Regions from separate parts of the Homo sapiens genome. Here regions 2 and 3 are each linked to region 1. A link is a loop called in an ENCODE intact Hi-C map of the cell type or tissue named here. Cell type or tissue: gastrocnemius medialis. All regions are shown on one strand. Links, peaks and the distances in the headings refer to the core of each region. The heading gives the core; the rest is flanking DNA.

The links. A loop is a pair of places that touch in the nucleus more often than their neighbours do. Peaks named below come from ENCODE experiments on the same cell type or tissue, not always from the same donor. Only the 100,000 strongest peaks of a DNase experiment are listed, where the experiment ranks them.
Region 2: it touches region 1 in a loop (3-fold over the local background); 29 of 110 quality-filtered maps call a loop at or near these places.
Region 3: it touches region 1 in a loop (3-fold over the local background); 2 of 110 quality-filtered maps call a loop at or near these places.

What each region holds. Positions count from the first base shown.
Region 1 is chr10:125,145,596-125,153,310 of GRCh38, forward strand. The region is part of intron 1 of CTBP2 (C-terminal binding protein 2); the gene reads right to left. Among named protein-coding and RNA genes, the nearest start is that of CTBP2, 11 kb to the right of the region's middle. RefSeq lists enhancers at 3,705-3,999, 5,884-6,845. In gastrocnemius medialis, for the core only: no CTCF peak of the experiment used is centred there; DNase peaks (open chromatin) are centred at 2,706, 3,422, 3,856, 5,016 and 2 weaker places; H3K27ac peaks cover 4,927 bases.
Region 2 is chr10:125,079,975-125,087,689 of GRCh38, forward strand. The region is part of intron 2 of CTBP2 (C-terminal binding protein 2); the gene reads right to left. Among named protein-coding and RNA genes, the nearest start is that of MIR4296, 51 kb to the left of the region's middle. RefSeq lists enhancers at 1,577-2,405, 2,406-3,233, 4,890-5,717, 7,374-7,715. In gastrocnemius medialis, for the core only: a CTCF peak has its summit at 4,493 (motif pointing right); DNase peaks (open chromatin) are centred at 3,757, 4,417, 4,937, 5,937 and 1 weaker place; H3K4me3 peaks cover 876 bases; H3K27ac peaks cover 5,000 bases.
Region 3 is chr10:124,526,621-124,534,335 of GRCh38, forward strand. All of the region lies in intron 6 of LHPP (phospholysine phosphohistidine inorganic pyrophosphate phosphatase), which reads left to right. Among named protein-coding and RNA genes, the nearest start is that of LHPP, 69 kb to the left of the region's middle. RefSeq lists enhancers at 1,566-1,735, 6,473-7,006, 7,007-7,539, a cis regulatory region at 1,651 and a silencer at 3,477-3,596. In gastrocnemius medialis, for the core only: a CTCF peak has its summit at 3,686 (motif pointing right); a DNase peak (open chromatin) is centred at 3,691.

The DNA of each region.
Region 1 (7,715 bases), core at 989-5,988:
AAGAAGGCACAGTTGACGGGAGGATTTGTCTTTCTCAATGACATTCACGCCACCATAACTACTGGGATTGCCATGAATCCTACTACTATCACCACCACCACCACCAGCACCACCGTCCCTAATAATAATAATGGTAACAAACAGCTAGCGTGGGAGCACTTCCCACATCTTATTCATTGTGCACACTCTCCAGGATTTGCAATTGAAGAATATGACATTCTGGCCCCAGACCCCTGGTCCCTGGCCAGCTGAGATGCCCTTGCATTCCAGCATGGGTGGTTTCCCAAGGGCATTTTCAAGGACCATTTTGCTTTTCCAAGTGAGATTTTTTTTTTTTTTTAATTTGAGACAGAGTTTTGCTTTTGTTGCCCACGCTGGAGTGCAATGGGATGATCTCGACTCACTGCAACCTCTGCCTCCCAGGTTCAAGTGATTCTCCTGCCTCAGCCTCCCGATTAGCTGGAATTACAGGTGCCAACCACCATACCTGGCTAATTTTTGTATTTCTAGAAGAGACTAAAATATAATCTACAAAATCAATTTCTCCAAAACTAATTAGAAGAGACAGGGTTTTGCCATGTTGGCCAGGCTGGTCTTGAACTCCTGACCTCAGGTGACTGGCCTGCCTCGGCCTCTCAAAGTGCTAGGATTATAGGTGTGAGCCACCATGCCCGGCCCTAAGTGAGATTTTTTTTTTTTTTTGGAGACAGCGTCTTGCTCTGTTGCCCAGGCTGGAGTGCAATGGCACGATCTTGGCTTACTGCAACCTCTGTCTCCAGAGTTCAAGCAATTCTCCTGCCTCAGACTCCCAAATAGCTAGGATTACAGGTGCGCGCCACCACGCATGGCTAATTTTTTGTATTTTTAGTAGAGACAGGGTTTTTGCCATGTTGGCCAGGCTGGTCTCAAACTCCTGATCTTAGGTGATCCACCTGCCTCAGCCTCCCAAAGTGCTGGGGTTATAGGCATGAGCCACCCCACCTGGCCTCCAAGTGAGATTTTTTAATAGCATGAGTTGAATCCAAAGAAACTGCTGGTCCATGAAATGACCAGCCCACTCTGAAGGTGACAAACTAACTGCCGGACAGGCACCTTCCTTACCCCACCTTGCCATTTCACGCACATGACCTACTATTCACACCTGGAGCCCCACAGGAAGCACAGAGCAGTTAACACTGGCTGGGTGGAGAAAAGATATTTGAACATTTCAATCAGAAGACATTTGGTGATGCTGTACGCACATGCGTACTGTGCCTGGCCCCTAGTGGGTGCTCAGTCAGTATCTGTGAATGAATATCCTAGGAGGACATGATTAATTACCACCCCATTGCCAGGGCCTGGGGTCAGGAACATGCTCAAACATCACAGCAGATCTGCCACCCAGCTGCACCTGGTCCAGTTACCACAGCTGCTGCTGACTGAGCACCCACAAGAAACCAAACAGGATGCCACCAAGCAAGTCGACAGCCCTGGTCACTGACCGGCAAACGCACCCATTCCTCAGGGACCTGGGAGGGTGAAGGGAGCTATGATGATGACGTGTGCACAGAGGGAAGGGCAGACACAGTTCCTTTTCCTCAACAAATATGCTCCTCGGAATGTGGCCTGTCATGCCCACGTTCACTGTGGTTTATGTACTGAGGCCTCAGTAGAGGAGAATTCAAACCTGAGCGACCCTTCTCAACAGGCTTCACCTGGGCAGGGTGGCTGGGGCAGCACTGGGCCCCCACCCTGGCTGCCCATCAGGCAAGGCAGTTTTTTTCTTCCTTCTCCAGGAAGAGAAAGTAGGTCTTAAATAGAAAGTAAATATTTTACTGAGCGTTTCTTGGAGTGACCTAATACGTAGTAACATCCCACAGACTAAAATTAACCTCGTGAACAGTTTTCAGTTCATTGCTTTGGGCCCCAGGAATCAATGAGAAAGAAGACGGCTGCTCCCAAACTAAGCCAGCCCCACCAGCCACTCCCCTTCCCTACCACAGGGCACGACATCTTCCAGGTATTTTTAACATAGCACCATGACAGGCTTGGCAGCTCACACCTGTAATCCTAACACTTTTGGGAGGCCAAGGAGGGAGGATTACTTGAGCTCAGGAGTTCATGAGCAGTCCGGGCAACATGGCAAACCCCATCTCTACAAAAAATACAGAAACTAGCCAGGTGTGGTGCCCTGTACCTGTAGTCCCACCTACTTGGGAGGCTGAGATGGGAAAATTGCTTGAACCCGGGAGGTCGAGGCCGCAGTCAGCCGTGATTGCGCCACTGCACTCCAAGCCTCGGCGACACGGTGAAACCCCCATCTCGGGAAAAAAAAAAATTCTAACAAACACATACGGTACGTCAGGCCAGTTCTAAAGGCTTTAGAAACACTACTTCATTGAATCCTTACAACACACCCTCTCCTTACCCTCATTTTACAGATTCAGAAACCGAAGCCCTTTGCAAAGGCCTCCCAGTGTGGGAGAGAAGTCCAGCATTTCTTTCCATCCCTTCTTTGCCACACTTCCTTGTTTTGCCTCTACTAAGCTCTAGGAGGGCAGGACCATCTCTCCTTGGGCCGAGCCTCAGTGTTTGAAAGGAAGAAAGACATTCACGACCTTCCAGTGGGACCTCTCTGGTCACCAGCCACCAAAGTGAGCACAGCAGTTAGCTCAGTGCTTTCAAAGTGCGCTGCCGGGGCCCCTAGAGCAAAACTTTGGATCTGAGCCAGGACCCTGACATGCCAAGTAACCACCAGGTTGCAAAACTCCCAGCTACAGGCGTGACCAAAAAGGTGGTCCATGTGCTGCTGCAGCCCCCTTCCCACTAACCACAGCGAACCCAGGCTCTCCCTCCCACCTTGCCCGCTGCTCTAGAAAACAAAAGAGAATTAGGAAAGTAAACTCCTTTTTAAGCTTCCTTGCTGAGAAATATTTTAAAAGACTGCTCTGAGGGGCCAAGTAACATACGGGATTTGCTTCTAAGCTCTCGGGCCTGACTGGGACACAACCAGGGACCCAAAAGCACAACTGGGTTGAGTCATAACCCCCCTCCCTTCATCCTCTACGGACATGAGAGCCTCAACTAAGACATTCTCGAATTTACCACAGGAGTGTCTTCCTTTGCCCACTATTTGGAGCCATGTGGCCAATTTAGGATAGAAAAATATTACCCACTATTCAAGGCCTTCCTTAAATGCTGAGGAAGACATCACTGCAGACACAATTCCAACTTTAATTGTGAAATCTCCTGGCTTTTGTCACTTGAAGCCTCATTCTTAATCCCAGGCTTAGCTGAGAAATGAGAAGGATGTGTGCAAGTGGAGGAAAAAGAATCCTCAACCCTGAGTGAAAAGCATGCGCCGTGGAGGAGCGAGGAGAATGGACACTCTGAAGATGCTAGGGCTGGGAAACAGGGTGCTGGGGAAAACTGGCTCGCTGGCCTCAGAGCTGCGGCAGGTCCACCACTGCGCCGTGTTCTGCTGGAGGAACCTGGATGCCAGCTCAGTGGATCTTCTGCCCAGCGCAAAGGATCCCTGAAACCTGGAACAGGACAGGGGACACACCATAGACACGACATGGGCTCTGGAAGACCACTCACAAGGCCCGGCTCACAGGAAATGACCATTCATGGGAACCTGCACGCCGCAGTCATTCTCATGCTTAGATGCCACTTTCCAAGCAACAGCCTCTGAGAAAGCAGCTTCCCCCTTCTCAGTGTCCCAGTGAGGCACCACAGAAAGGAGAGGGCTGGCCCAGGGATGATCCTGGCCCCACCACCCTCTTCCAGGTGGAGTGAAGTGGAAGGAGACCTGTTTAAAAACTGCAGGGGGCACTTAAAATGGGCTGACTCTATTCATACCCAAGCTGGAGGTGAGCCAGGACACCGGGACTCACATGACTGATTTGTCAAGAGACTCCTCCCAGCACTTCCTTGAGTCATCCACAAGACAGAGCAGAATCCAAAGGCCAAGATGGAGGCGGGGGGCACCCAACATCCACACCACCCCCGGCCCCACCAGAGCCCCAGCGGAAACCAAGGATTTCCAGAATACACATGTGCTCACAAGTGTACACACGTGTTCACAAAAAGAAGAGAAGGGTTGTAGAATAGGAAGGTAATCTTATAAAGAAAAGCCTGTTTTTCAGGAAAACCTTCACCTTGTGGGGACCTTACCCTCTATGGAAAGCCAAGGTCAACCTGGGAGCTCCCGCATCACCTGCTCCGGGTACTCTTCCGGTGGAGCGGGGCTGGTCTCTGGATTTGAAGACACACCCAACTCTGTGCCATTCCCTGTCAGTTCTCTGATAGCCTCTTTGAAAAGAAGGCTGTTCCCTTTGTTCAGGAGTATTAATTCAAATTCCTTTCTAAGGCCCACACCACACGGATGCAGGGGAGCGACCCAAAGGAAGTTCACCCGGCAAAACCTAGTTTCTCCCTGGTTTTCACAGGAGTGGTGCAAACAGACTATCACAGTTAGGAGAAATCCTAAGCATCTTCCCTGTCTCTTGACCCCCAACTCCCCAACGTGGAACCCACAAACCAGATCCTATTTCAGGTGTGCACATGGCTCCAGTTGAATGCCAGAGGCAACCAGAGTTGGGGAGGGGTGCATCCCATGGACCCAAGCCCTCCCTCGAGGGAGATGGGGGGTGGAGGGCAACTGAGATCACACTATCCCAGACCACAAACATGGTCTTACCTATTGATGAAATGATACCTGGCCACTAAATCCAATTTTACCACATGAAACCCTAAGCACTGTGAAAGCTACACACATAACCCCAGGAGAGTGTGCCCATGCATTCTTGGAGTGTGGGGTGGTGCTGCATCAGAGACACACAGATGAGGGCAAGGGAGAAACAGCTTGGGAGGAAAGAAGGAGTCTAGTCTTGGTTAGTGTGGCAAAGCCATCCCCAGACATTCCCGTGTCCCAGTCAAAGGCCACAAGAAGCCTCGGTCAGCCACAGAGAAGCCAGAGCCAGGCGAAGTTGGTAGTAACTAGCCAGACTTAATTACCTAAGCTCCCTGGCCCTGACTCTTCATTGGTAAAACAGTGACTAACTATCACCTGTGCCTCTGCGAGGACAGCGCTGTGCTTGGCCAGGGCTGGAGAGCCGATCTCAAGGCAGGTGTCTGGCCTTTTCCCGGACATAGTGAGTCTGTGATCCAGAGTCTGACCCACGTATTCAACGGGGCCTGCCTCACTTCCTGCTCTAGGATGTTTTACATTCACTGCACTTTTGGAGTGAATATTCACAACAGCCTGGCTCCTGTTTGGAAGCCTGAGGCAGGCCCCGTTGAATACGTGGGTCAGACTCTGGATCACAGACTCACTATGTCCAGGAAAAGGCCAGACACCTGCCTTGAGATCGGCTCTCCAGCCCTGGCCAAGCACAGCGCTGTCCTCGCAGAGGCACAGGTGATAGTTAGTCACTGTTTTACCAATGAAGAGTCAGGGCAACGCAACAACACACAATGGCCCAGCGAGCTAGTGCCAGACACTAAGTAAGTGCTCAAGAAATGGTTGCTCTCTAGTTACTTGAATAACAGGTAGAGCGCACTTGAATGGCTGCATAAGTTTCTGGAGCACCAAATTAAGTCTGCAAAACATAGAGGCGAACACAGAAATTCCTCCATGGAGAAGACGAGGGCAAGACGAAACGGGCCAGATCGCACCGTCCTACCACTCTGCGCTCGGACAACCTCTAGTCACATGCCTCGCCAGGCTTCAGGTGTTGGGAGCCGCCGGGGTGAACAGCAGAGAACGCAGCAGAGGCGCGCAAATGTCACTCGTCCTCGACGTGGAGTTCTGCTGAAGGTCTCAGTGGCCCTCGCTGTTTCCCACAGCAACTGCCACTGCGCTATTTGTACTACAAGGAAAACACCCAGATTCGAAGGTTATCCAAGAACCGTGGTCACCCCCAAACACTGCCCAGGAGACGAGATCCCAAGCCGGTCAAGTGGAAATGATGCCGCTGTTTACCGTTTGCTTGCAACTCAGCCACCATCGCGCAGTCAATCAACGAACCTCACCACTCACCACGACCCCAGGAGTCCCCATGAGTGCCCGGAGTCCGCGACCGCTGCGGGGTGGAGGCGGCTCTGGCCTGGTGCAACCAGGTCCCCGCCCCTGCTCTGAGCCTCGAGTGCGGGCTGGGGGCCAACCTGGTGTCCCGCGTGGTCTCGAGGCTCCTACCTTGCCGGGGCCTCGCGGACCGGAGAGGGGCCGGCGACCCTGCTGGCTTGAGGCGGCGTCTAGCTGGACCCCCGCCGCCCCGGGTCCGAGCGGCCCCGCCCAGCACAAAGGCCAGCGGGAGGAAGGAGGAAGTGGGCACGGAGCGGGGGGAGGGGGCAGGGCCCATTCTCACACCTCTCAACGACTTCCCCGCGGCGGGAAGCGGCTCCATTTACAAGTGTAAAGGCGAGGCGCGAGGTGGGGGGGCCCGGGGGTGTCAGATACCGCGGCCCGCGGAGGGGCCAGGGTGGGGCCGCCAAGTGCCCTGCGGGGGGAAGAGGGCACAGCTGGGGCGGGGCCGCGCCGCCAGGTGTTCTGGCCCGCGGGGGCGGGGCCTCCAGGTCCACCCGCCGGGAGGAGAGGGGCGAACCCCAGGGATGGAGGGGGCTTCACCTGGGGCTCGGGAGCCAGGAACCCCGGGACCCCGGGACCCCAGAAGCCCGGACGCCAGGAGGCCCGTCCTTGCAGCAGGGTGGGGCACCCCCGCGGTCCGGGAAATGCAGGAGACCCCGCCCCCTCCAGGTAGAGCGCGGCCAGGTGTGGCGGACTGGCGCTCCCCGCAACAGAAGGTCGCGCAGGACACCGGAAGTCGTCCTGGAGTCAGTCTGAGCGGATCGCAGGGGTTCCAGGCGCCCCAGGCCCCCCACACCGCGAGTCACAGGAACAAGGAGGAAAAACAGCCTCTTTATGACTTGGGGGAGGCAATTCAATATTTCTTCCTGGCATAAAATAGGAATTGCTCTATTTACCCAGCCCGCAGGAGCGTCGTGAAGATTAATGACTGTGAAATGTTTTTAAGATCAAAAACATTCCCAGATTTTACTTGTAGGCACTTATATGTGCATATTGGTATCTGTACAGCAAAATATACTCTTTATTGATTGCCCTCCTAGTGTGACTTCTATTCCGTAATCTGAAAGCCCCGAGATAAAGGAATCAGGTCTGTCTCTGCCTGCTCCTGAAACACTAGGAAATATGGGTAGGAAATGTCAGGTCAGCTGGGCATCTACGCTGAGCCTCTATCCAGTCCGCAGGGCAGATAGAGCAATCCAGAGTGCGGACCACAGCTGAACGTCTGGAGAAAGGGAAAAAACTTTAAGATTATTGGTCACCCCCCACTGGGAAGAAAACACAGTATCCTCCCCAGCTCATTAGGAGGTGCTCCCAAAGCCTGAGTCTCCATCAGGGTCTCGGGTGTTTGCAGAGCCTTGGCTGGCACTGGGAGCCAATGGTCAGCCAAGTTCTGCCTGTGCCAGGAGCCCACGCAGCCCATCTGGCCCGGCAGCTCCAACAGCAAGGCCTCCCTGTTCCGAGCAGAGTAAGGCCACATGACCGCACAGAGGACAATGTTGGGCTTCCCAGGGGTGTCTCCACTCCAGGCTGAACATTCTCAGTTCCCTCAACCGTTCCTGGGACATGGCTTTAAGAGCTCTCTCGGGCCCTGCCCGCTGCTGGCGCTGGCTGTACTCCAGGTGGGCAGGCCTGGGAGCTGGCTGCA
Region 2 (7,715 bases), core at 1,698-6,697, 65 kb before region 1:
CCTGGTAACCATGCTAAATGGTTTCGATACTGTACCTGAGCATTTAAGTGATCCTGTCAAATAAAACGTTCCTCCAAGTTAACTCCGCTGTATATTTATGCACTTAATATCACAGCTTACTGCAAAGTGCACAAATCATTTTAACAGAGTATAAATTTAACTACCATGAAGGCATTTTATACTCTGTTTAACTTCACTGAGGGGCCCATATTTTTTGGAGAAGATAAATCATGCTTCCATATAACTTGACTTAGGGGAACAGCAGTCAAAACTCACAAAGAGAAATACACCCAGTTTCCTTGGATTAGGGGTAAAAAAAAAACACACACCCACACCGTCAACCAAGACATCTGTCACCCGTACCTCTTACCAAGCAGTGGTAGCCACCAGTGCACCCAGCCCAGGGCAGGTGGGCTAAGTGAGGGGCTGGGCCATGAGAGTGCACTCTCCTCTGCCCCTGGTCACTGTCCTCTGGCCGTTCTGGAACAATGGGGATTGAGCGCTGTCGACCTGACAACACCCCTAGCATGGGAGGGCTGCCACCTGTGCCATCTTGGCTGTCATCATTGGAAACACAATCTCCTGTGGATCTTTTCTAAAAGGAGCTCCAGGCCCCACTGCCAAAGGGTCTCCAGACGCACATAAGAAATTTAAAAAGGGGGAAAAATAGTCACGCAAGAAATCCATGCATACAGCAGCTGAAGTCATCAATTATTTATTGAATGAGGGAACCTTAGCCATGGCCCATCTGGAAGGGCCAGACTTAGGTCTCAAGCTGTGCCCTGCAGGTCAACAGCAGGAGCTCTTCTGACCTGATAGGAGTCTCTGAACTCAACTCAGGGTCACAGGAGTGCACTTTTAACGTTCAGTGGAGGCAACTGCACATGCGTCACCTCCACAAATTAAGGGCACAGCGCTGCCTCCCACATCCCATACCCAGACCTGGTATGTTACGATGCACAAAATCATGTACAGGACTTAAAAAAAAAAAAAAGGAGATTGAGATAATAGCTTTACAGTGGAGAAAGACGGACTCGATCTTAGCCAAGTGATCAAAGTTAACCCCACCAATAATAAGATAAATTCACATGATGTGCCCTCCTAATCCGCTGTGCTGACAACAACAGTGGGTCCTGAGCATTCCCGCCCAAAGTGCCCAACTCCAATCAGGAAAAAACACAGGACAAACTGAACTGAGGGCCATTCTACAAAATGACTCATCTGCTCTCTTCAAAAACATCAATGTCATGGTACAAAGGAGGACAAGAAACGGTTCCAGATTAAAGATGACTAAAGAGACAAGGAAACCAGAGGCAACGCAGAATCCGAAGTTTCTTTTGCTATAAAGGATCTTATTGGGACTACTGGCAAAATCAGTAAGATCTGAATATTAGATATGATTATCAATGTTAATTTCCTGACCTTGATACTTGTCTTATGTGAAAGAATGGGCACTGTGTTTAGGAAAAATTAACTCCTCCATCCCTAAATACTTTAGCCTTATATATTTGCAAATATCTCAGAGGGATCTGAAGATTATATACTCTGTGCGTGTGTTTCTGTATATGAGAGAAACACAAGCAAATGTGGTAAAATGTCATTTGGAGAGGCTAGGTAAAGGGTAATTAGAAATTCTTTGTTCCATTCTTACAACTCTTCTGTAAGTCTGTAATTATGTCAAAAGAAAAAGTTAAAGGGAAAAAAAAAATAGACATGAATGGCCACAGTGATTGTGTTCAAGTTTTAGAATCAAGATTGACTGATATTTTCCCAGAGAACCCAAATTTTTGCAATGTGATTTCATTACTCTTTAAGGTAAACTACCAAAAATAAAGTAAGAGTCACAGCATGTCAGGGGCGCTTCAGATGGAAAGACAGGCGGGTCAGGCAGGGCAAGGTCCCAGGCCTCCTTCTGTCTCTGCTGTTGGCTGCTGCAGAGGAAGTGGCCACCGAGAACCCACCCTGTCTCTACCCAGGCTCAAGTATCCAAACCCCAGGCCAGCATGGTCAGCGCTGCCCAGGGGCAGGCTCTGTACCTGCTGCTGTGTGCCAGAGAATTCCACACGGCCACAGTACAGTCCAGAAACCAGCCAGAACCAGCCCGTGGGCAAGGGAACAGACCTGAAAGTCACAAAGCTTGGCGTGCCCTCCCTGATGGCCCAAGGTCAGGGCTGGCCACGCCGGAGCTGGGGGCTGCCCTCCTCCCCCCAGGCAGCCTGTCTCTGCAGGCCGGCTCCGGGACACACTGTCTTCAAAATCCCCATCCATGCTCCTTACAGCCAGTGGACAGCCTCGCCTTGGAGATGTGGCCAGATGGGCTGCCTCTTAAGTCCTCGTCCATGCTCCTTACAGCCAATGGGCAGATTCACCTTGGAGATGCTGCCCTTCTGGCCTCTCTCTGGAGAAGACAAAAAACTCAGTAACTTCCCCAAAAAGCTCCTGCTTTATGTACTGAACTTGTACTTCCCACTAAAATCAATTATTAATAAGATTTAATAGGCCTCTTGCCTCAGGTATCATTTCCAGCTAATTTTTACTCCCCCATGAGGAGAGTATGGTGGCTGCACAAGTCACGTTTGCACACTGTATCCATGATCATTCTGCCAGCTTTCCTCTTTTTTTTTTTTTTTTTTGAAACAGTCTTGCTCTGTCGCCCAGGCTAGAGTGAAGTGGCATGATCTCAGCTCACTGCAACCTCCGCCTCGTGGGATCAAGTGATTTTCGTGCCTTAGCCTCCTGAGTAGCTGCGACCACAGGTGCACGCCACCACACCTGGCTAACTTTTTGTATTTTTGGTAGAGACGGGGTTTCACCATGTTGGCCAGGGTGGTCTCGAATGCCAGACCTCAAATGATCCGCTCGCCTCGGCCTCCTGAAGTGCTGGGATTATAGGCGTGAGCCCCTGCACCCAGCCTTTCTGAGAATTTTCACAGGACATATGTCCAGCAGGCCTCGGCATTACCTTCTACTCCAGAAAATTCAGCTCAGAAGCCAATGCTCCAGGAGAGGGTTTCCCAGAGCACACCAAGCAAGATTTAAGTGCCCTCTCTCTCTGAGCCAGCACAGGGTCCATCTCTCTGGGGGGTTGGTCCCCACCAGACTGCAAGTACTGGGAGGGGATGGTTATCCCCTTGGCTCTGCAGCCAGCGGCTGCTGCAGAACACGTGTTGGACTAAATAAAGCTAGACTTAAATTCTGCCTTCACGTCGCAAGTTTACATCTGACACCAACAACGTAAGACCACCAGGGCCAGCACGCATTCTCAACATACTTTCCAAAGCTGGAAAAAAGCACAGCCAAGTCACTCAGAAAAGCCTCTCTTGATTTGGCTTCTGGATAAAAAAGAGTCTCCCTGTCGTGCCAGATGGGGTCAACTACTCGGTGAAAACAGAGGCCCATTCCACAGGCACCACTGCTGAGCCTCTGAGTTCCCAGGACAGGGCTGTCCGAGGACACAACACTGACAGCCATGTGCAGACCCCCGACCTGGGCGAGGATACCGCCCTCTGAGACTCAGTCGCCTGTCTACAAAAAAGGAAAAGATACCACATTACCGTGACCATCTAGTCTAATGAAAATGCCACCAGGATCAAAGACCATAACGCAAAGCCCTCTGTTTGCACCTTAGTCCGAACAAGCACCCAGGATACACTCGCTGTTGTTTGTTTGTTTGTTTTAAGGCAGGATCTCACTCTGCCTCCCAGGCTGGAGTGCAGTCTTGACCTCCTGGACTCCAGCCGTCCTGCCACGTCAGCTTCTCAAGTAGCTGTGACTGTAGGCACGCACCATCACACCCAGCTAAAGTTTTTTTTGTTTTGTTTTTTTGAGACGGAGTCTTGCTCTGTCATCCAGCTGGAGTGCAGTGGTGCGATCTGGGCTCACTGCAACCTCCGTTCCCTGGTTTAAGCATTTTTCCTGCCTCAGCTTCCCGAGTAGCTGGGATTAGAGGCATGCGCCACCACGCCCAGCTGATTTTTGTATTCTTTAGTAGATATGGGGTTTCACTATGTTGGCCAGGCTGGTCTAGAACTCCTAATCTCAAATGATCTGCCCGCCTTGGCCTCCCAAAGTGCTAGGATTACAGGTGTGAGCCACGGCGCCTGGCCCCAGCTACGTTTTTTGATTTTTTGTAGAGAAGAGAGCCCACTATGTTATTTTATTTTTTGTAGAGATGTTATGTATGTTGCCCATGCTGGTCTTGAACTTCTGAGCTCAAGCAATCCTCCTGCCTTGGCCTCCCAAAGTCGTGGGATTACAGGTGTGAGCCACTGTGAGCCCAGCCGGCTGCTGTTTAGAAGTGCATCACAAAGGATGCCTTGAGGGGCTTGGGGAACATCTCAGGGAAGAAGCTGCACGGAGAACGGTCCAGTCATCCTTCTATTTCGAGCCAACAGCAGCCCCGTGGAAGGAAAGGTGACTAAATGAGAAGGAATGTGACTCAGAGGGAGGCGCTCTGGAGGCCTCTGTGCCTACCCCAGGAGGGGCTGGCCTCTAGGTGGAGTCCCTACCAGTCCGGAGGCTCCCGCCCAAACCTTCCCCATCCTCTCTGGGAAGGGAGGGCGTGAGGAGGTGGTCCCCTGGAAGCCACCTCCCCAGCCCTGAGGTTCACACCACCTCAGTCTCAGGGGTCCGGGGGTGGCCCCAGTTAAAACATGGGTTTCCAGACCAGTGAAGCACTCAGAAGCACAGCCCTTCTCCTTGCCCGTTCTGTGTCCCCTGGCAGAGGGTGGGTCTGGTATCTGTGTAGCAGGTCCTGACCCCACCCAAGCAGCAGCAGTGTCCCAGCACCCCCGCCTTCCTGACCCACCGGCACTCTTTCCCACCAAGACGCCTTGAGATCCCCAAAACACGTCTCCACTGCTGCCCCAAGTCTGCCCCCAAAGGTTTGGCCTTCGCCACCTGTTACTGCCCAGGCTTGACACACAGCCATGAGTTCCGCCGTCGCCACGTCAGCAGATCTCTGCCAATGTGTGCCTGCCCTTGAACATTTCCCCCAGCTCTAGGCAAACAAAGCCCTCTCCTTAGCAACAGCTCACTGGGCAAAACCCAAAGATGACCCGACCTGGCGCACCTCCAGCACTCCAGGTCTTGGCTCATGACCATGGGACTGCGACAGAAATTACCTTCAACCCTCACGTCACCACCCATCACCCAAGCTGCGACACCAATACATCAGCAGGAGAAATGAGGCGGATTGCAAACAGCTGCCGAGTTCCAAGATAAAGAGTTTTATTTTGGTGGCTAAGGGGAAAAGTAGAGAAAAGCCGCCAACATTTTTACCAACAGCATAATTATATGAGAGAAAACTCCCTCCTTTAAGATTCCTACGCTGCCCTGACAGCAATTTAAGCAGCTGAGAAAAGATGGTGAAGACAAAGTCATTACGGCAGGATCCCGTCTCCTTCCTGTACACACGCCTGACTCTCTGTAATGACAATGAAAGAAAGCTCTGCGGGCATATGGCAGGGGAGCCACCTCCGTGTGCAACAGCAGTTGCATCAAGTCTTTAGTGCAGGATTTAGCTGTCTTAAAGATCCTATTAACCAGAGACAATTTCCATCCCAGGCTCCAGGCAGAGCTGGGAGCTTTCCTTCAGAAACGAGGGCGAAGAACCTCCAACAGTAAGTTTTCTGCGGGCGCTGGAACTTCCAGCCCAAAGCCTTCAGCAAATCACTCCATGGGGAAATCTAGTCCTGTCAGCTTTAAACTGGCCACCTTGCATTAACAGGGACTCTCGCAGCTGGGGTGTGGGTAATCTCAATGCACAGCTCTGCTACTATATGAGTTCACTCAAATGATCCCCTTGTTTCTGCTCTTATGCCTTCCAAGCCATTTTCCAGAGACACCCAGGAGGATTCTCACTGGAAACTGAAATGTGATCCTAGCCCAGTGTCTGGAAGCTCTCCAGCAACGCCCAGTGCCTTCGTGGTCAAGATCCGGGTCTGCCCTCACAGGGCCACAACCGCACTGGCTCCTGCCCTGGGTACAGCCCCTCGGCCTCCAGACCTTTCCCCAGATGCCCCATGGCTGGCCTCCTCCTGCCACGCCAATCTCAGCCTCCCCACAGAGAACCACTCCCTGTGTTCTCACCAAAGGGTCCCCTCAGTCCAAAGTATCTCTCTGGTCTTAATGTTTGTGTCCCCCTGCAAATTCCTATGCTGAAAGCCTCATCCCCAAGGTGGTGGTATTAGAGGGTGAGGCCTTTGAGTGGTAATTAGATGATGAGGGTGGAGCACTCATGAACGGGATTAGTGCCTGATGAAAGAGCTCTTTTGGCCAAGGCTCGGTGGCTAATGCCTGTAATCCTAGCACTTTGGGAGGCCGAGGTAAGTGGATCACCTGAGGTCAGGAGTTCGAGACCAGCCTGGCCAACACAGCGAAACCTCATCTCTACTAAAAATACAAAAATTTGTCGAGCGTGGTAAACTTTGATCCAGCAATCCCTGTAATCTCAGCTACCCGGGAGACTGAGGCAGGAGAAAATACAAAAATTTGCCAAGTGTGCTGGTAATCGGCTGTAATCCCAGCTACTTGGGAGGATGAGGCAGGAGAATCGCTTGAACCTGGGAGGTGGAGGTTGCGGTGAGCCGAGATCACACCACTGCACTCCAGCCTGGGCAATCGAGCAAAATTTTATTTAAAAAAAAAAAAAAAAAAAAAAAGGAAGATCTCATTTGACCCTTCCACATAGCGAGAGAGTACCGTCTCTGAACCAGAACTTGGGCCCTCATCAGACATCGAATCTGCTGGCATCTTGGTCTTGGATTTCCCAAGAATTGTGAGAATTAAATTTCTGTTGCTATGAGCCACCTGCTTATGGAATTTTGTTATAGTAGCCAAAGCAGACTAAGACAACATGCTCTCCACTTGACACTGAGAAAGCCAGGCCCTCAGGGAGGGGGCTCCGCCTCTAGAACACAAGTTCAGTGGGAGCGCGGCCACTGCACCTGCGGATCCTGAGGAACAGTCCACGACACACACGTGCGCCCACACACACGATCTCTGAATGGATGGATGACTGAGTCTGAAGAGATCATGAGCCAGCCCTGATTCTTCAGCCCTAACTTCAACCTTGAAAGGAAAATTTGGGCAATTTCTTTCTTTTTTTTTTTTTTTTTGAGACAGAGTCTCGTTCTGTCACCCAGGCTAGAGTGCAGTGGTGTGATCTCAGCTCCCTGCAACTTCCAACTCCTGGGTTCAAGCGAGTCTCCCGCCTCAGCCTCCCGAGTACCTGGGATTATAGCCTGCCACCATGCCCGGTTAATTTTTGTATTTTTAGTAGAGACGGGGTTTCGCCATGTTGCCCAGGCTGGTCTTGAACTCCTGACCTCAGGTGATTCGCCCACCTCCAGCTCCCAAAGTGCTGGGATTACAAGCATGAGCCACCGCGCCCAGCCAAGGGACATTACTTCTTAAGTACAGAAGCATCAGTGAAGGTCAGTGGCATGATGCGCTGGGCCGTCCTCCACAGGTTATTATAAAGAAGACATCCATGAGGACGAATGTCCACACCTGCCAGGAAACACTCCCCCAGTCCCCCTGAAGGGCAAAGGTCTGTCTTCCAAAGAGCCTGGGCCTGCTCCTTTTGTCATTCTACTGGCCCAACACCCACTCACATGTCTCTCATCCCCCCACTTAGTCCTCATTTTCTCGAGTCCTTCAGTTTGACCAACAATCAGACCCCACATCTAGGAGTGTGCTGAATAACTCAGCTT
Region 3 (7,715 bases), core at 1,698-6,697, 620 kb before region 1:
GCCCCCTCCACACACACACGACCTGCTGCTGAGCTGGACATAAGCAGGACCTGGCTCTGGGGGCTTCTGACCTAGGGCAGGCCCTGAAGTTGGTCATTAGACCCCACCCACCCACCTGAGAGCCTGGCGGAGATGTGACAGGTGACAGCCCCAGAAGTCCCATCGTTGCTGCCTTTGTGGTTAAAGTCCGCTGAACCCAAGCGCTCTCTTCCCCTCCAGTGTGTGGTGGGGAGGTGGGGAGGGGACCCAGGCAGATCTGGGAAGCCGTGGCCAGGCCGCAGCAAGCAGGGGAAGAAGGGGCCCGCAGTGAACTTGCAGCAGGAGCTGTGGCCACCGTCCTAGCCAGGCCGGCCACCTGCCCAAAATGTTCTCTAACCTTAACATGAACCTGGGCCACTTGGGCTCTGCTGGATGCCCCCAGGGCTGCCAGAGCCTGCCCGCCACAGAGCCCCTCTGAGACCTGGAGTCTCACCTGAGCCCTCTCGCTGCCCACAGGGCTGGCCTCTGCCTTTCCGCTGCTGCTCTGCGGCTCGGGGACACGGCCAGGGCTGGTGGCGCTTACAGCCCAGGGGCAGGGGAGGGCACATCCCCCACAGCATTCACCATTGCTGCTGTGTTCTGATGCATCAGGGAATCTGCATTTTTGACCCTTTGATTGCTACATCTTTTCCAGCCTGGAAAAGTGAAGAAGGAAGGAAAGGGGGCTCAGAGGCCCCTGACTCCTGTCCTTGCAGGCACAGCTGGACGCAGTTCTTATTTTCAACCATCTTGCAGCAGTGGTTTTATTTGTGCACAGGTTCCTCTGTGTCATGGGTGGGTCCCAGGATGTGAACCCGGTGTGCTCCTCTAGCTCCACTGTCCTCAGGTTGGGGACAGCCAGGGACAAGGCCCCCTACTCCAGCTCCAAACGTAGTTCCAGGCTGGGGTGCCCTTTGCCCAGGCCCAGCCTGGTAGCCCCGGGTGCTCTCCCTGACTTTTCATGAGCCCGGGGGCTGAAACCAGAGCAGCAGGGAGACAGAAAAGCCCAGCCCCACCCTCCAGAGGGGGAGTCCAGCTGCCCGGAGACCCCAAGAGCACTGCCAGAATCTGGGTATGAGACCCAGTCCCCTGCCGCGTGCTAACCATGTAACCTTGGACGTGATCTCTTTGTGCTTTTTTTTTTTTGTTTTTTTCTTTTTGAGATGCGGTCTTGTTCTGTTTCCTAGGTGGGAGTGCAGTGGCACCATCATGGCCCACTGCAGCCTGGAACTCCTGGGCACAAGTGATTCTCCCGCCTCAGCCTCCCAAATAGCTGGGAAACAGGTTTATGCCACCACGCCCAACTAATTTTTAAATTTTTTATAAAGATGGAGTCTCCCTGTGTTGCCCAGCCTCCTGGGCTCAAGTGATCTCCCCGCCTTGGCCTCCCAAAGTGCTGGGATTACCCGGCTTGAGCATGATCTTTTTGCCTTGCTTGGCTCTGGGTTTCCTCATGTGTCAAGTGGGGCTGAGCCCCAGCTGTGTGGGCTGAACAGGGGAGGGTTAAGCTCGGCCCCTAGAGTGAGGGCCCGCCATGGTGGTGGCTCCCGTATGGCATATTTCCCTAACGGTTCCCATTTGGTCTGTCCTGCTAGACCAGGCTGGTGGGACGTACACTGACTCTGGGGTTCTGTCCACCCCGTGGGTGTGGTCCACCACATGGTCATGGTGGCTTTCTAGGGTAGACTTGACCTTCCCCACTGCCTTTATTTATTTATTTATTATTTTATTTTTTTTTGAAACGGAGTCTTGCTCTGTTGCCCAGGCTGGAGTGCAATGGTGCGATCTTGGCTCATTGCAACCTCCGCCTCCCGGGTTCAAGGGATTCTCCTGCCTCAGCCTTCCAAGTAGCTGGGAATACAGATGTCTGCCACCACACCCGGCTAATTTTTGTATTTCCACTAGAGACGGGGTTTCGCCATGTTGGCCAGGCTGGTCTTGAACTCCTGACCTCAGGTGATCTGCCCACCTCAGCCTCCTAAAGTGCTGGGATTAGAGGCGTGAGCCACAGTGCCTGGCCTTCCCCACTGCCTTTAAAATCTCTATGGTCCCCACTGCCCACGGGAGGAGGCCCAACCCTGTCCTCTGTTAGTCCCCTGGTCCCCGTAGATATTTACCAAGCACCTACTATGGCCAGGCGCTGTTGAGGATGTGGGGGATCGAGTGAATGTGGCAGGTGTCCCCTGCCCTCTAGGGCTGTTCTTCCTTCTAGGGAGGGAGGTTCAAGCCCCTCTCCTGATGCCCAGCTGGCCTCCCAGCGTCAGGGATCTCTGCTCTGTTGGTCCCCTGGAGTGGCCCTGGGGCCACCACATAACACTTTTGTAAGAATAAGAGTTATTTTTTATGGCACAATCGCCCCTGCCCTGGGTTTGTGAATTTGGGGGATTCTTTTTTTTTTTTTTTTTTTTTTTGAGACAGAGTCTTGCTCTGTCGCCCAGGCTGGAGTGCAGTGGTGTGATCTCGGCTCACTGTAAGCTCCGCCTCCCGGGTTCATGCCATTCTCCTGCCTCAGCCTCCTGAATAGCTGGGACTACAGGCACCCACCACTACCATGCCCAGCTAATTTTTTTGTATTTTTAGTAGAGACGGGGTTTCACTGTGTTAGCCAGGATGGTCTCAATCTCCTGACCTCGTGATCTGCCCACCTCGGCCTCCCAAAGTGCTGGGATTACAGGTGTTGGGGGATTCTTAAGGAAAACCACCTGAAAGTGCGGGGTTATTAAAAACAGAAACCAACCCATGCACCCACCACTCACGAGCAGCCCACACAGCTCCCACCTGACCAGGGCTCCCCCTTCTCATGGGTGAGTGAAAGTTGCTGAAAATAGGCCTCCTGGTGAGGAACCTCCCAGCCAGCCCTGTCAGTGGCACTGAGGCTGCTCTCCGACTGTGGCATCCCCCATGTCTGTCCTCATTACTGAGCAAAAATTTGTGCAGAGGAGTGCTCTACACTTTCCAAGGGTTTAATCCAGGAGCTGAGGGCCAGGGGCTCCATGACTGTAGACTCAACATCCTGGGCCACAGCCATCCGTGAGGGGGAGGACGAGGGGCCACGCCCTGCACTCTGTCCCAGCATCCCCTCTCCCTGGAGCCATGCAGAGATGGCCTCATTTCATCCCACACTCACATGCGGGTCCTAGACACCAGCTCATGCACATACACACACACACACACGCACACACACACACACACACATGCGCACATGCACCCACGCACTCTCTTTGCCTGTGGGAGGGCAGGATCCCAGCTGCCCCAGCGGGGAAGGGGTGTGGGGAATCAGCCCTGCAGATGCGGTGTGAGGGGCAGACATGGCATGCTGGTCTTTGGCAGTGTGGTCCCAAGTGGGGGCGGCTGGAGAGGTGCCTTGCCACAGGGCCCAGGCCACCCGCATGCATCCCATGAGGCCGTCCAAGCCCGTCTGCCCTGCATCAGAGAGGACACCCCAATGCGGGGAGGGAGGAACCTGGTGAAGCCAGGAGCGGTGGGCAGGGGCCAGCAAGGATCCCCAGGCCCCCAGGGCAGTGTGCATCCGGCCTTCTTGCATGCCCACCTGGCATCCTGCCTGCCGCCTCCTGCCTCCCGCCCCACCCCTCCTGCGTCCCAGCCTGGTGGACCTCTCAGGGTTCACTCTCATTTCCTCCTCCCCACGCCACCTGCTCGGGCCACAAGAGGGCGCCTTGCTGCCAGGGATGGGACAGGCCGGGCCTGCTGGAGCCAGGGCCGATGCACGCACAGCTACATACACTCACCCGGGCCCACGTGTGCTCACGAGGGGCCCCCATACCCACACGATCCCGCATCCACATGTGCGCACGCCAGGCCCCACAGGTTCTCAGGCCCAGGCCACACATCCACAGGTGCCCACTCTCATGCTGGCCTCATAGTGCATGCACACACACACACACACACACATATACATACACTCACGCCCAGACCCCCCCACGCCCCAGGCCACACATGTGGGCCTGCTCACACCCCACTCATTCCCTCCCAGATGCCGCACCACCCCCATGCCCTGTGTGCCCTCTGCCTCTCGGGGCCCTGGGGCCCCAGCTCCAAGAACCACGGGCTTGCTTTAGCCAGGCTTCCACAAGCCTGCCCATTCCTCAGGACACTGACCCTCTCCTCTGCCACCCTTCACGGGTGCAGACGATGAGCATGGAGAACACCACAGCGCACAGGGCCGAGGGCCACCATCAGAGTCTCCTGCAGCCCTGGATTCCCTGGGCCTGAAGCAGGCAGAGCGGCCAAGGTAGCCTCATCAGCCTCACCAGCCCGTCCTTCTTGTCTCCCTGGCACCTTGTCAGAGAGAGGCCTAAGAACACGCTCTGGGCATTGGGGGCCTCCCAGTGTTCCCTGCGAGTTTGGAGAGGCCAGGTCCCTGGGATGAGGACACGCCCACCCGCCAAGCTCCCCTCCTGCCAGTCCCACCTGGAGCCTTTATGCATGCTGTCTGCGCCCTTCACCTGTCCCACCACCTCTTCTTTGGCCTGCCTGGATCCTGCCATATCCTCAAGGCCTTCCCTGGTGATGGAATTCCAGAGTCCTCCCAATTGCAAGGGCCTGAGGGATCCGCTGCCCTCCAACCCCACACCCCGTCTCAAGGTCATGTGCTAATCCCGTGCAAGCTGGGGTGTGGGCTGGCTGCCATGTCAAGCTCGTTTCTGTTGTACCCAAAACACAGTCTCACCTCCAGAAGAATTACCTGGCACTCCCTGGAGTTCCCGCAGCCTTCTCATTTTCAAATAATTTTTCAGATTTCCAGAATAGAAAGAAATTCCATACACCCTTCTCCCAGAGACAGACCCCATTCAAGCTTTGCCAATCATTCCATGAACTCCTCTAGAGAGGGGAAGACCCAGTCCGGGGCCAGGCAGCTCTCTCTGGTCTCTCTGGACTCCGTCCTGGAGCACTTCCCTGTCCTCGCCTCAGTTCTCACAGATTGCCAGTTTTGAAGATTACGAGACAGTCATTTTGTGTGGTGTTTTCTCATGATACAACCCAAGTTACGCGTTTGGGGCTAGCATTGCTTAGAAGTGGTGCTGTGCTTGTTCTCATAGGCATGTAATGTTGGTTTGCCCAAATATTGCTGATGTTAACCTTGACCTCTTGTTTAATGGCAACCACATAATGTGTTTTTCCCCTTTGTGATTGATACGTATTTGTGGGGAGATGCTTTGAGGTGATGCGATGTCCCACTTTCATCTGCCAGTTTTAGTGTCCCTTAGTATTTCTTGTTTGAATGAATGATTTCTATGATGGTCGCCAAATAACTCCATCATTCTTCCTTGTATTTACTCCTGGTGTTTTACTTTAAGGAAAGATGTTCTCTTCTTTCCACTGATTGATGTATGCCAGTGTGGGCTCGTGGCTTCCTATGTAATTCAGTGGGTTATCGTCTGTTAACCGTCATCACTGGGATATTCAGATGGTCCCCGACGCAGGCACTGGCAGCCCCTTCAGGCTGGCCCTGTGACCTTTCGGCACATCCTCACCGTTCTTTGAGCCCTTCCTTGCATTTTGGCCCAAAAAGATGTTTCAGGTTCATTTGTTCAGTCTTTGCTTCAGCCCTGGAATCGGCCATTTCTCCAAGGAGCCCCAGTTCCTTCCAGTGGAGGGCACTGTTTAGAATCTCAGCCCAGGGCCCCAGGTGTGCTTGTGTTGTCTCTGGGCATTGCTGCTCAGGCCCTGGCGGTGGACAGAGGTAGGAAAGATGCGCATGGTATGCAGGTGTGACACACACATGCGTCCATGCTTACCCTACCCACCTGGACCTGCCCAAAAGCCCGAGCTCACAGCAGTGCCTCCGATTCCAGTCCAGCAGCACAGGGTTCCTTCTCACCTCATGCCTTTACACGTTCATGCCTTCCTTCCACAGCAGGGAGAAGCCTGGCTTCCTCATTCTCTCTCCATCTGCTTATCGCTCTATCCCATGTAGAGCCAAGTCCCTGACCTTGCCTGTGGTGGACACTCTGCGTTTGTTAAACTGAATAACAACAATCCTCCCTATTGGGAGAAACCTTTTCAGCTTCCCAGGCCATTTCTGCATTTGTGGTTCTCTTCCAAGCCTCTTGGGTAGGCATAGAAAGTCTTCTCTGTTTTCCAGGGAAGCTGCAGACTCACCCAGCATCACCCAGCTGGTAAGGGTGTAGCAGGACAGTGCCAGCATGTCTGTCCCAACTGTCCCTATGGCCCCTATGGAAGATTAGCTATGTGGTGGCAAAGTGTCCCGAGGAAGGGGCATTCTGGGATGTTCAGGTGCTCGACTGGGCTGGGACTTGTACTTTGGAAATGAGAAGAAGCCCAGGCTCAAATCTTTGCCCCACTGCTTGCTGGCAGGAAGACCACTGAGCCTCAGTTTTCTCATCTGTAAAATGGACTTATTTTGGACTTACTTCCCAGGTATCCTCAGCACCTTTATTACAGGAGCTCCATTAATACATGGCTGCAGGAGGTAGTTCAGGGAAGCAATGGGAGTGGAATGCTGGGTGCATCACGGCCTGGGGTTGTCAGCCTGGCCTCTGCAGGCATCTGAGATATTCCTGAGGGCAGATTCAGCCAGGCCAACACTTCTGGATAGAACCACAGGGCCATAAACTGAGACCATTGAGGGAGACTGCTTGGCTTGGAAAACTCGCCCAGGGACCATGTGCTCTGATTTGCAAAATGCACCCCCCAGAGCGGCTTCCTGCCTTCACTTTGTGCAGAGTTGGGGGCGGCAGGGGCGTGGGGGGTTGGATGGACCATGTCACCCAAAAGTTTGTGTCCTCGGATGGGGAGGGGAGAGCGTCTGCCCAAGCACAGCCTGGAGGCTTCCCTTACTTCCGATGACCTTGTGGCAGTCAGTGTCACCCGGACAGAGTGTGGCACGCCTTGGGGACCAGCCCCTCCCAGAAGGATAGGCGCTTGATTGGAAACGTTGACTTTTCATTTAAATAAGTAAAGGTCAAGGCCTACTGCATGGCGAGGAGGAGATGGCTCTTCCCTGCCTCTGTCCTCCCTTACCCCCGTGTGAGTGGACAAACCCCCCGTCCTCACCCAGGTGGCCCGCTTCTGCCACCCGCACTATATCCAAGACACAGCCCAGCTTTGCAGGCACTTGCCGTGTGCTCCGCAGTGTGCAGGGTGATGAGATGAACAAGACCATGTGGCCTGAAGGGTCCCACGCTGCAGAGGGCCCCAGCCCAGGGCCAGACCCCAAGTGTGTGCCTGGAGTGACTCAGGGGTGCGCGAGGAGGACTCAGTGGGATATGGAATGCAGGGGCTGAGGCATAGGGAGTGACACAGGGGCTCAGGGCTTTCCCATGAGTCGAGGCTCATTGGGTTGGCAGGGACCACATCTGCCCTGGTCGATGCCCTGCCCATGCAGGCTCTAACGGCAGAGTTTGGGGATTGGGGCGGGGGATGCAGGGGGCCTGGGGTGGGGAGCTTGGGGGCAGTGGGCCAGGCAAAGCAGAGCCCTTTGCTGTGTTGGAAACCCCTCAGAGGCCCTAGGCGTGATAAGTGAGTGTGACGCAGGAGAGTCTCTCTGCATGGGCCACCCACAATTGCAGAGAAGACGCCCTGCATGTCATAGGCTTGGCGGCCCATGCCGGGAATTTGGCATGGCCGTCTTTCCTCCGGTGCTGGGGAGCTCAGCAGCTGGAGGCAGATGCTGGATTGTCTTTCTCTACCGCAGCAGGGCAGGTAGCTTGTCT